2 separate regions of the Homo sapiens genome follow, and region 2 is linked to region 1. Evidence: chromatin contacts called from ENCODE Hi-C or POLR2A ChIA-PET data. All regions are on one chromosome and are shown on one strand. The core of a region is the stretch at or near the end of the contact, and the rest is flanking DNA. Distances in the headings are between cores, read along the strand shown. Region 1 overlaps PARD3 (par-3 family cell polarity regulator). Region 2 has its middle 46 kb from the start of PARD3-DT.

The links. A loop is a pair of places that touch in the nucleus more often than their neighbours do. ChIA-PET counts read pairs that join two places held with the same protein, here RNA polymerase II (POLR2A). Pooled maps may share reads with other maps.
Region 2: a loop to region 1 is called in a map of PC-3, with 10 times the contacts of the local background. The contact joins two enhancer-like sites. A Hi-C loop is called at or near these places in 1 of 168 maps with a recorded cell type or tissue (PC-3) and 2 of 50 pooled maps. POLR2A ChIA-PET finds 5 or more read pairs at or near these places in 3 of 52 experiments (OCI-LY7, PC-3 and WTC11).

The regions. Positions count from the first base shown.
Region 1 is chr10:34,663,890-34,670,136 of GRCh38, forward strand. The region is part of intron 2 of PARD3 (par-3 family cell polarity regulator); the gene reads right to left. It also overlaps the pseudogene RPL37P18. Among named protein-coding and RNA genes, the nearest start is that of PARD3, 150 kb to the right of the region's middle. Within about 2 kb of position 3,047, at least 3 of the 41 ENCODE cell types and tissues checked have a DNase peak (open chromatin) inside an H3K27ac peak, as active enhancers do.
Region 2 is chr10:34,858,287-34,864,533 of GRCh38, forward strand. No RefSeq gene overlaps it. Among named protein-coding and RNA genes, the nearest start is that of PARD3-DT, 46 kb to the left of the region's middle. Within about 2 kb of position 3,370, at least 5 of the 41 ENCODE cell types and tissues checked have a DNase peak (open chromatin) inside an H3K27ac peak, as active enhancers do.

The sequences.
Region 1 (6,247 bases), core at 1,797-4,296:
GGGTGCTGTCCTTCACGGAGCCCAGGCCTGAATCTGTAGTGTACAATGTTTAGGCGCCTCATTCAACCAGCCCTGGTGTTGCTTCGTCTTTTCGCCTTGGCACTCCAGTTCTGCCTTCTCTTGGCTTAGCAGGTTGGGGCCTCAGGGCCGCAGCAGCACAGGGAGTGTGTCCAGCTGCGATGTTTCCCTAAGGATGACACTCCCTTCCTCATCTCGCTTCTGCCGCCGAGACCAAAGAGACCAGAGGTGGGAGTTCTTTTTAATATATTTGGTTATGTCACTGTCTGAATCAATAGCAAAGGCAATCGAAAACCTTTTTCTTTTTTCTTTTGAGACAGAGTCTCGAACTGTTGCCCAGGCTGGAGTGCAGTAGCGTGATCTCGGCTCACTGCAACCTCCACCTCCCAGGTTCAAGCGATTCTCCTGCCTCAGCCTACCAAGTAGCTGGGATTACAGGTGTGCACCCCCAGGCCCGGCTCATTTTTGTATTTTTAGTAGAGGTGGGGTTTCACCATGTTGGTCAGGCTGGTCTCAAAATCCTGACCTTGTGATCCGCCCACCTCAGCCTCCCAAAGTGCTGGGATTATAGGCGTAAGCCACTGCACCTGGCCTTTTTTGAGAAGGTGTCTCCCTGTGTTGCCCGGGCTGGAGTGCGGTGGTATCTCAGCTCACAGCAGCCTCTGCCTCCCGGGTTCCAGAGATTCTCCTGCCTCAGCCTCCTGGGTAGCTGGGATTACAGGCATGTGCCACCACACCCAGCTAATTTTTGTATTTTTAGTAGAGACAGGGTTTCACCATGTTGGCCAGGCTGGTCTCGAACTCCTGACCTTAGGTAATCTGCCCACTTTGGCCTCCCAAAGTGCTGAGATTACAGACCTGAGCCACCATGCCTGGCCCAGAAACCTTTTTCTTAGTCAAATTAGCAATTGCTACAGTCTGTCACTTCAGACAAGGCTGTGAAGAGGTGTGTGCCGGACAGGTCTTAGCATGTAGAATGTTGAATCCCCTTCTCTGATTCACTTCTCTTCTATGATGGCTTACAGAGAATTTGTAGACAGTACAGAACTGCTTCCTGGTGTGCATGTGTGTGGTGTGTGTGAAGAGAGAGGGAGAGACAGAGACAGGGAGGGAAAGAGAGGGGGAGAGGGAGGGGGATCCTACTGAATAGAGGCAATATAAGTAAAACCACAATTACAAAGTTTTTTTTAAAATAAAAAAAATCTGCCTAACTTTTCATGCCTAATACAATCAAAGTTATTAATAATTAAGATTTCCAGAACGTGTTTATTAAAATAGTAATTCAAATAAGCTAGGGGATAATCATACTAAAAAAGAAATTCTAAGGCTGGGCGCACCTCATGCCTGTAATCCCAGCACTTTGGGAGGCCGAGGCAGGTGGATCACCTGAGGTCGGGAGTTCGAGACCAGCCTGACCAACATGGAGAAGCCCTGTATCTGCTGAAAAAAACAAACAAAAAAAAATAGCCAGGCGTGGTGGCACATGCCTGTAATCCCAGCTCCTCAGGAGGCTGAGGTAGGAGAATCACTTGAACCTGGGAGGTAGAGGTTGCAGTGAGCTGAGATTGTGCCGTTGCACTCCAGCCTGGGCAACAAGAGCAAAACTACATCACAAAAAAATTTTAAAAATTTTTAAAAAAAAGAAATTCTGGGCCTGGCACGGTGCTCACACCTGTAATCCCAACACTTTGGGATGGCGAGGCAGGCGGATCACGAGGTCAGGGGTTCCAGACCAGCCTGGCCAATATGGTGAAACCCCACCTCTACTAAAAATACAGAAATTAGCCTGGCATGGTGGCACGTGCCTATAGTTCCAGCTACTCAGGAGGCTGAAGCAGAAGAATCACTTGAACCCAGGAGGCGGAGGTTGCAGTGAGCCAAGACGGCGCCACTGCACTCCAGCCTGGGCTTTTTGAGACTTCGTCTCAATTAAAGAACAGAACAGAACAGAACAGAACAGAACAGAACAGAACAGAACAGAACAGAACAGAACAGAACAAAAAGAAAAGAAAAGAAAAGATTAGATTCTAGGCCAGGCGTTCACACCTATAATTCTAGCACCACGGGAGGCCAAGGCAAGGGGCTTACTTGAAGCCAGGAGTTTGAGATCAGCTTGACAACCAAGTGAGACCCTGACTCTACCAAAAAAAAAATTAAATTAAATTAGCCAGGCATGGTGGCATATGCCTGTAGTCCCAGCTACTTGGAAGGCTGAAGGCTGATGCGGGAGGATGGCTGAGCCCAGGAAGCTGCAGTAAGCCAGGATTACACCAGTGCACTCTAGCCTGGATGACAGAGCAAGATCTTATCAAAAAAAAAAAAGCCAATTCTCAAAGAAAAATCCCCATTTAAGTATAGAAGGTATATTACTGAACTCCGGCATGTACATATTCATACCATGCTGACTAATTACATGGCTGATCAAGCAGCCAGAAACTGATCCTGATTCCAATTACTATTGAGTTTCTTCATGATACAGAATAAAAATGTCTGAGAATCTCAAGTTCTCCATGCTCCTTGACAAAGCTTAGAAGTTAATTCAGTATTACCACTAGACTCTAGGTGGCACTCGAGGAATTGCTCAAGAAAACCCCGAGCACATTGCCAGATACTTAGGTCCACCCTTACTAACGTCCAGGAGTCCACAAAAGGATTCCTCATGTGTTGTACTTCTGCTTCTGGACTCCTTCGCCTCACCCTCAGCCCTCCAGGCAGGAAGAGAGGGACAGGGCAGGCACACCTAACATGGGATTGACAGTTCCAAAACCTGAAGCCTTCAGTTTTCAATCTGACCTTGTTTGGAGGACCTAATTTGGAAACCAGACCTTGATTTGCATACAGAACCTTCCACCTCACCTACCCCTCCCCCTAAAAAAAAAAAAAAAAAAAATATATATATATATATATATACACACACACACACACACACAAACATACATTTCAGACCTTTTAGAATATTTCAGATATATTCTAAACTTGGCTGGGCACAGTGAGTCATGCCTTGTAATCCCAGCACTTTGGGAGACCAGGGCGGGTGGATCACCTGAGGCCAGAAGTTTGGTATCAGCCTGGCCAACGTGGTGAAACCCTGTCTCTACTAGAAATACAAAAATTAGCCGACGTGGTGGCGCATGCCTATAATCCCAGCTACTCAGTAGGCTGAGACAGGAGAATCGCTTGAACACGGGAGGCGGAGGTTGCAGTGAGCTGAGATGACACCACTGCACTCCAGCCTGGCCAACATAGAACAGGTAGTGTATAACAAGATTATTGATACATAAGTTGAGAAATAGGTTAGAAAATCCAAGAACAAAATCCAAACATTAAAATGAACAAATCATCTGCAGCAAATCTAGATAGCTAGTAGGAGTGATCTTTCTGCTAAAGAAATGCCAATAGGTCAAAAATAAAAGTTTCATTTCTAAAGAAAGAACAGACCAAACCCCAAGTGTCATTCCACAAGGTTTCACAAAGCACATCTGTCAATGTCTAAAGCATCCCAGAGGCAGTGGTGGGGAGATCAATGGTGCCTTTCTCTGCAGTGGCATTTACCACGGTGTTACTGATAGTGCAGGAATTTAAGGCTACAAAATTGTCACCTATTCATCACTGAACCATAAAAACACAATGGGGAAAAAAGATATTTGATAGCCTTTGGCACTGAAAAATGCCTAATGATTTAAGATGATTTTGTTTCTAGCCATATTGGAAAAGTATTTGCTAGATGATTCTAAGCATTAAGGCATTCACATAGGGGTGATATCGGACAAACTCATCTTTCTAGTCCAGGCCAGTAAGACCAGCCCCAAAATTGACAGCCAGCTTGAATAGGCATGGCAAATTAAGCAGAATATAAATATCAGCCACTGAGGCTAATGTTTATTTTTAAATTCCACAAGAAACAAATAATATTGTGATGACATTATTAAGGATAACACATCATGCTAAGCTCCATTCTCCTCCGTGCAGCCTGAAGGAGAAACCATCTGCTGCTTTAATGTTCCAAAGTTACATAAAGGGGAATGAGAAGAAGGGATGTTCTTAAACTAGGGGAAGAGGAGGTGCAGTACACTAATGGTGCATGTCTCCTGCTCAGCCTTTAACTTCCTGCATGGAGTGAGGATGGATACGGATTGTCCTCAAGCGGCCTGAAATGGTCAAGGTGGAAAAATAAGCAAGACAGTAACTACCACGGGTTCGTAAATGCAAGAAAAAAACAGCTAAGCAACAAATAATTCCTCATCTGCAACAACTACAAATGAAAACCATCAAGACTCCAGGACTATGTGCCGAGACAAGCCTCTTTTCTGGCAAATGTCTTGACCTTATCAAAAAAGCTCAGTAAATTTCTTGGCCTTATCAAAAAAGTTCTGTGGTTACTAGCATAAAAATACCTTCCTCTGGAGAACCCTTCTCTTTTCATTATAGTATTGTCTATCATGAGATTTTGTGGGTGCTCTCTACCTGATATAACCTGCTCAGTGCAACTGAATCATAGTCACTGCATCATATCAAAGTTTTGAACTAGGAGTCAGTCATCTATCACAGTTCACATCCATGTGAGTAGCTTCAAGAGAGTTCAAAATCCAGGAAGAGCAGAGAGAGGAAGATGAAAAACAGACGTCTCTCCTCCTCCAAACCTGGCTCTATAGCATTATTCTGACTCCCACAATATATATATTCAAACACAGGAAGAAGAAAACACTCCAAAGCCTTTTATCTTCAAAGATATATCTTATGGTACATATTTAATTTTCATTGATAAGCAAAAGAAGAAAAACTTGGCCAGGCACAGTGGCTCATGCCTATAATCACAGTACTTTTGGATGCTGCAGTGGGAAGATCGCTTGAGCCCAGGAGTTCAAGACCAGGCTGGGCAACATAGCAAAACCCCGTCTCTACTAAAAATTTTTAAAAGTTTGATTTTTTTTTTTAAGAGAAACTTATTTGCATAATAGGACCTTCTCAAAGCAAAGATAGATTGGGTATTAATTCATTTCCATTCCATTCATTCATTCATTCAACAAATGTTTACTGAATGCTTATGAGCATTGTTCTAGGACATGGGGATACAGCAGTGAACAGAACAGATTAAAACAGGTGGGAATGTAAATTAGTACAAACTCTATGAAAAACAGCATGGAGATTTCCCAAAGAACTAAAATTACAACTACCATTTGATCCAGCAATCCCACTACTAGGTATCTACCCAAAGGAAAAGAAGTCATTATATCAAAAAGATACCTGCACTCATATATGTATCTCAGCACTAGTCACAATAGCAAAGATAGGGAATCAACCTAAGTGTCCAACAACAGATGACTAGATAAAAGAAAATGTGGTATACAGACACAATAGAATACTATTCAGCCATAAAAAAGAATGAAATCATGTCTTGCAGCAATATTGATGGAACTGGAGGCCATTATCCAAAGTGAAACAACTCAGAAAGTCAAATACCACACGTTCTCACTTATAAATGGGAGCTAAATAATGTATACACACGGACACAGAGTGTGGAATGATAGACGGTGGAGACTCAGGAGGATGGGAGGGGGTGAAGGATGGGAAAGTACTTAATGGGTACAGCAACATATTGAATGATGGTTAAAAGCCAAGAATTCACCACCACACAATATATCCATGTAACGAAACTGCACTTGTATTCCTTACGTTTACACAATTTTAAAAACATTAAAAAAAAACAGAAAAAATTACCTTACCTACTAACAAAATTATGCACCGTAAGAGAGAAGCAGGTGATAATTTGCTTGCAACAAATGAAAAGGAACTGGACCCTTCTCACAAAATACTGATTTTCACATAATTTAATGACTTGATGTTCTGAGTATCTGCATTAAAATGTGATTTAAAAAAAAATTTAAGGTATCTGACACCTCACATGGTCCTCTAACATAGGTACAAAAACATATTCCAAAAGGATGTATTTAAAATTTGGCTTTCAATCCTATGATAAAAGTAAAATTCTACTAGGAAGAATAAAAATATAGTACTCTTTGACAAAGCTACACCTATGTGTCTAAAAGATTTATAGTGAAAAGGTCATTCAAAGTTAGATAACCAGAAAATGGCTAACACGAACAAAGTCACAGGTTATGTTAGCAGGGCTGAGAGATTCTTTATTAGTAACCAGGTTAAAGACTTGTATATTGACTTTTTAATTTTGACCCCAAAGCAGGTGGCTTATCCGTGCTCTTATCACGTATAA
Region 2 (6,247 bases), core at 2,120-4,619, 190 kb after region 1:
GCGGGCTTTATACCGTGGCCCCTTACTCAGACAAGTCATTCTGTAAGTTTCTGGAGCTGACCTTTGGCTCTTTGTCTTGGAAATGAGCTCGTGACCCCTCTCTGAGTCTGGACACCTGAGTAATCACTGCCCTTGCCTTCTACTCAGCTCTGAGGGGCATGGCTTCTGGGGCATCTCTACCATCAGAGAGAGGATAGCACAACCTGGTCACCCAAAACTTCTCATCCATCTGCTCAATAATCCAGTGTCTCTGAGCTGGGTGTGATGGTGTGTGCCTATAATCCCAGGTGGTACTCAGGAGGCTGAGGTCGGAGGATGGCTTGAGCCCAGGAGTTGGAGATCAGCCTTGACAATGTAGCAAGAGACCCAGACAAAAAGAAAATCATCCAGGGTCTTTGTTGGCTGTTTATTTATTATTTTATTTTATTTATTTATTTTTTTAGGCAGTCTTGCTTTGTCACCCAGGCTGGAGTGCAGTGGCGCGACCTTGGCTCACTGCAACCTCTGCCTCCCAGGTTCAAGTGATTCTCCTGCCTCAGCCTCCCCAGTAGTTGGGATTACAGTCATGTGCCACTGTGTCCGGCTAATTTTTGTATTTTTAGTAGAGATGGGGTTTCACCACGTTGGCCAGGCTGGTCTTGAACTCCTGACCTCAAGTGATCCGCCCACCTCAGCCTCCCAAGGTGCTGGGATTACAGGCGTGAGCCACCGTGCCCGGCCCTTGTTCATCTTTTTATATCCAACTCCCAGCAGACAACATAGTATGCTGCTATGTAAGTTCATCAAATAAATATTTGATGAATGGATGTATGAATGCAAGCTGTGTTTTTTTTTTTCTTTTTCTTGCAGATAAGTCACAATTCCAAGACCCAGTAGTCTGAGAAAGTAGAGAATAGTAGTTTTCCAAAGGGCAAATTCCCAGAGATTTGAAACAATTTCCCAAATAAATCTAACACTGATAACCTCAACTCTCAGAAAATGTCCTTAATTCTCTATTTTGCTTTGTGTGTGGAGATCAAGTCCTTGAGCAGCTAACAGGAAGGACCAGATACACAGGGCCTTGGAAGGTTGCCATCCAATGTGAATCTAAACCTCTGGGCTGACACACCAACATGCAAACATTCCTGCTATTATATAGCTTTAGTGGACAAACTGAGGCCTTGAAAATGAATCTCTGGGTAAATGTGGAATAATTTCTAGCTATGGCCCTTCCTCAACAGAGTGTAGTAAAATTGTGCAATGTAAGAGGTTCTTAACCTCATTGTGCATGAACATTATTCACAATATATTAGTAGTAAATATATTTAATGCTGGCTAGTCATGGTGACTCACACCTGTAATCCCAGCATTTTGGGAGGCCAAGGTGGGAGGATCACTTGAGGCCAGGAGTTCAAGGCTGCAGTGAGCTATGATTGCATCACTGCACTCCAAACTGGGTGAGAGACCAAGGCCCTATCTCCAAAAACAACAACAAAACACATTTAATGGTTACTATGAGACAAGCATTGTGCAAAGTGTTTTATATGCAAGAACTCATTTAACTCTCATACCAATCATGACATATGACATGGGTTCTACGATTAACCCCACTTACAGATGGGCAAACTGAGGCACCGGCACAGGATTTGACCCCAGTCAGATCTCGAGCCCCCGCTCATAACTTTATGCCAAAAACAAAACAAAACAAAAACAAAAAAAGAACGTGTTTTTGAGAACTATATTTAAAATGTCTTCATATTGCCTCCTACAGCATTCTTTTCTAAAAGGAACATTCCAAATAGTGTGTGGTCTTCAGACCTAGAATCTCTGCAGCCCAAATTCTGGCTGACTCCTCACAGAAACACATGAGCAGCCATGAGTATGGGCAAAAATTCTGCACTGGCCGGGCGCGGTGGCTCACACCTACAATCCCAGCACTTTGGGAGGCTGAGACGGGTGGATCACCTGAGGTTTGTTTGAGACCAGCCTGGCCAACATGGTGAAACCCCATCTCTACTAAAAACACAAAAAATTAGCCGGGTGTGGTGGCGTGCACCTGTAATCCCAGCTACTCAGGACGCTGAGGCAGGAGAATCGCTTGAACCTGGGAGGCAGAGGTTGCAGTGAGCCGAGATTGCACCACTGCACTCCAGCCTGGGTGACAGAAAAAAAATTGTGCCCAGACCTCAGTGGTCTCCTCCTGTAACTGAGGCAATGCAACCCGCTTTGTGGACAGGGTAGGGTGGGAGAGGTGAAGGCACCAGCACTCCTGGGTTTGTCTGAGGGCCACTCTGGATGACCACCGCAGATGCAGGTCTCTGGATAACCTGTTTCATGGCAGTGGGGCTGTCGGACAGAGTGCCCACTCTCCAAATCTTACCAAATTATCCCCCGCATCTGCATGTTTCTCTTTTTATATTCAGTTCCTTTGAGAAAAATGTCCTTTAAAAAAAAAAAAACTGAGATGGGGTCTTGTTGCAATGCCCAGGCTGATCTCAAACTCCCGGGCTCAAGTGATCCTCTCGCCTTAGCCTCCCAAAGTGCTGGGATTACTATCCTGAGCCACTGCAGCCAGCCAACAGAAAAACTTTCTACCTGCTTCTTCAATTCATACTCAATGGCCTTCACAAAAGAGTAAGAAAAATAAAGAAAAAAGTTAAAGGGTCTCCCTGCCAAGGATGAAGACAGAGCTCCAGGGACTTCTGCAGAGGGAGAGGGGCTGACGATTCTAATGGTCATAGGAGCCAAAATAACAACAGTATCAACAGCTATATCTTCCGGACTATCTTTTTTTTTCTATTTCCCAAAAGTATAACTGCAATACTTTATCTTAAATGATATTTATTTATCATCATCTATATAGTTTTTGGAGGCTGGGCACCATGGTTCACGCCTGTAATCCCAGCACTTTGAGAGGCTGAGGTGGGCGGATCACTTGAGCCCAGGACATTGAGACCAGCCTGGGAAACACAGCGAGACCCTATCTCTACAAAAAAATACAATAATTAGCTGGGCCTGGTGGCGCACACCTGTGGTCCCAGCTACTCAGAAAACTGAGCTGGGAGGATCCCTTGAGCCCAGGAGGTCAAAGCTGCAGTGAGCTGAGATTGTGCCATTGCACTCCAGCCTGGGAGACAGAGCAAGTCGTTGTCTCAAAAAATAATAAATAAATACATAAAAATTAAAAGACAGTTTTTAGGGGTCCCCCAAACCCAATTTTCCCGTTGGATAAAACCCAAATAGGATATAAATGCATGGAAGAGTTCAGAAGCAGACCCTTATATTTTCAAAACAAAAAGTACCACCCTTGACTTGGTTTGGAGAACAAATATGAACCTTGGAGCCCTCTCTGAAGCTGGCTCCCTTCTCACGGGCGTGGCAGGCCTTGCCTTCTGCACTTACATGTCCCAAGAGGCATCAGCCTGCCCGCTGAAATCCGAAGCCACATAATGTCAACACAGTACTCCTGTGTAAATATCTGGTCCAGGGAAAATGCCTTGAACGCTTGTACAACCAATTTTCTGGCAGGCAGTGAGATGAAAAGGAGAATTAATGCATGCATTAAAATAATTTCTTTTGAAAACCCAAACAATTGCTGTGCATCCTTCATCACAACACACACTAAATGGCCTTTTCCTACCGCCCTCTCTCTCTCCAGGCATCTTGCCCACCCCCAGCTCTCCTAATAAAGAGCACACTAAGTCTTTAGCTCTGCTGGCAAGGAGAATTAAATTGCTATTTGCCACCTGGTGTTGTCTTACTTAACGTACTTCCAAATTGCACTTAAACTTCCCTTTGGAACTCAGAGTTTAAATGCTAGAACGAAGGAAACAAAGCAAGAGAGAAAAACAGAAAAGAAAAGTGAAAAAATTTACATAATTTGCAAACACTGTCTTTAACAGTGTTAAAAAAGTAGTCTTTTTTCTTCTCTTTGCCTTCATCTTCTGTTCGTCATCTCATTTGTTTCCTCTTGTTCATCTTTATTTTTATCCTTCAGAATTTAATCAAAGAAGAAACACGTTTCTTCCCATTACAAAACCATACTCGAGTTCAAAATGGGGTACTCTGAGTGTTTTAAATAGATTTTTTTTTTTTTTTTTGAGACCGAGTCTTGCTCTGTCACCCAGGCCGGAGTGCAGTGGTACAATCTCAGCCCACTGCAACCTCTACTTCCTGGGTTCAAGAGATTCTCCTGTCTCAGTCTCCTGAGTAGCTGGGATTACAGGCATACACCACTATGCCCCACTAATTTTTGTATTTTTAGTAGAGAGGGGATTTCATCATGTTGGCCAGGCTTGTCACAAACTTCTGACCACAAGCGATCTGCCTGCCTCGGCCTCCCAAAGTGCTGGGATTACAGGCATGAGCCACCACGCCTGGCCATTTTTAGTAGAATTTTATCCCAGAAGCTCTGTGATCCTGTCCATTGTAACCCTGTTTTTAAGTTTTCAGGGTCCCTTTCTTTTCTCCATTTAATTTCTTCTTCTCCTCCTCCTTTTTCTTCTTTTTTCCCCCCCACCCCCAGAGTCTTGCTCTGTTGCCCAGGCTGCCATTCAGTGGCATGATCATGGCTCACTGTAGCCTCAACCTCCCAGGCTCAAGAGATCCTCCCACTTCAGCCTCCCGAGAAGCTGGGACTACAGGTGCAAGCCGCCATGCCCGGCTAATTTTTTATTTTTTGTTGAGATAGGGTTTTGCCAGGTTACCCAGGCTGGTCTCAAACTTCTGGGCTCAAGCAAACTGTCTGCCTTGGCCTTCCAAGGTGCCGGAATTACAGCTGTGAGCCACCACACCCAGCCCATTTAATTTATTTGTTCAGCAAACACTTTGTTGAGAATTGATTCTTGTCTAGCACCATGACCTTTTCTTTTCCCACTGTTTTCTTTCTGTTTAGCTCAATTATCAACTACCAAGGCAGCAGAATCATAAAATTCAAGAGCTCCCTCAACTGCACAAAAGTCCACTCTTTTCAACTGTAAGACATTCTTCCCTCTGCAGTTTTTTGTAATATGAAGAATTTTAATTAGCAAAAAGTTTTATAAGACGTTATCAAATAACAAATACTTAATTTCTTTTCTTTTTTTTTTTTTGAGACGGAGTCTTGCCACCATACCTGGCCTATTTACAGGCATCCTGTTTAAGAGATGTTTCAGGCCGGGCGCGGCGGCTCACACCTGTAATCCCAGCACTTTGGGAGGCCGAGGCGGGCGGATCACAAGGTCAGGAGATCAAGACCATCCTGGCTAACGCGGTGAAACCCCGTCTCTAATAAAAATACAAAAAATTAGCCAGGCGTGGTTGCAGGCGCCTGTAGTCTCAGCTACTCTGGAGGCTGAGGCAGGAGAATGGCGTGAACCCAGGAGGTGGAGCTTGCAGTGAGCCGAGATTGCACCACTGCACTCCAGCCTGGGGGACAGAACACAAGACTCCGTCTCAAAAATAAAAAATAGAAGAGAGACGTTTCAGGCCAGGTGAGGTGGCTCATGCCTACAATCCCTGCCTTTGGGAGGCTAAGGCAGGAGGATCACTTGAGCCCAGGATTTTGAGACCAGCCTGCGCAACATGGCAAAACCCTGTCTCTTCAAAAAAATACAAAAATTAGCCAGGCATGAGTGCATGCCTATGGTCCCAGCTACTTGGGAGGCTGAGGTAGGAGGATCACTTGAGCCCAGGGGGTTGAGGTTGCAGTGAGCCAAGATTGCCTCATTTCGCTCAAGCCTGGGTGCAGAGGGAGACTCTATCTCCAAAAAAAAAAAAAAAAAAAACACGTTTCAGATGTTTATAATTCAGGTTATCGTATTCAGCTTAGAGGGAGAAGGCTTAATGTTAGTTGGGTACTAAGTGCAGACAGAGGAAGTGTCATTTCCGTTGTCCTCCCAACAGAGCAGATCCGTGTCCCTCTAAATAAAATGGTTGAGAGAGAAGAGTCTTGAGTTTTGCTGCAACAAAAAACTAGGGAAAAAAAAACAAATTCAATTTGAGGCTCTAAGCAAGGAGCAGCAAAATGTTGAAAAGGTAATTAACATCTGTATTCCAAAGAGCAGCAGAGAGCAGGTTAGAACAGATGGTTTCAGAAGTCATAAAAATAACCTAGGACAGTCTGTAGGTGGAAGAAAGAGCTTACTCCACGTGAGTGACAAGGTACTGTAGTAAATAGTTCTTTAGCGTTTTCTGTTGTCTTAACACTTGCTTTAACTGGGTAGTTTGGGCATTAATAAGGAGATGGCTCGCGTATTGTTATTGTGATGAATAACTTCTTCGAAAAAAA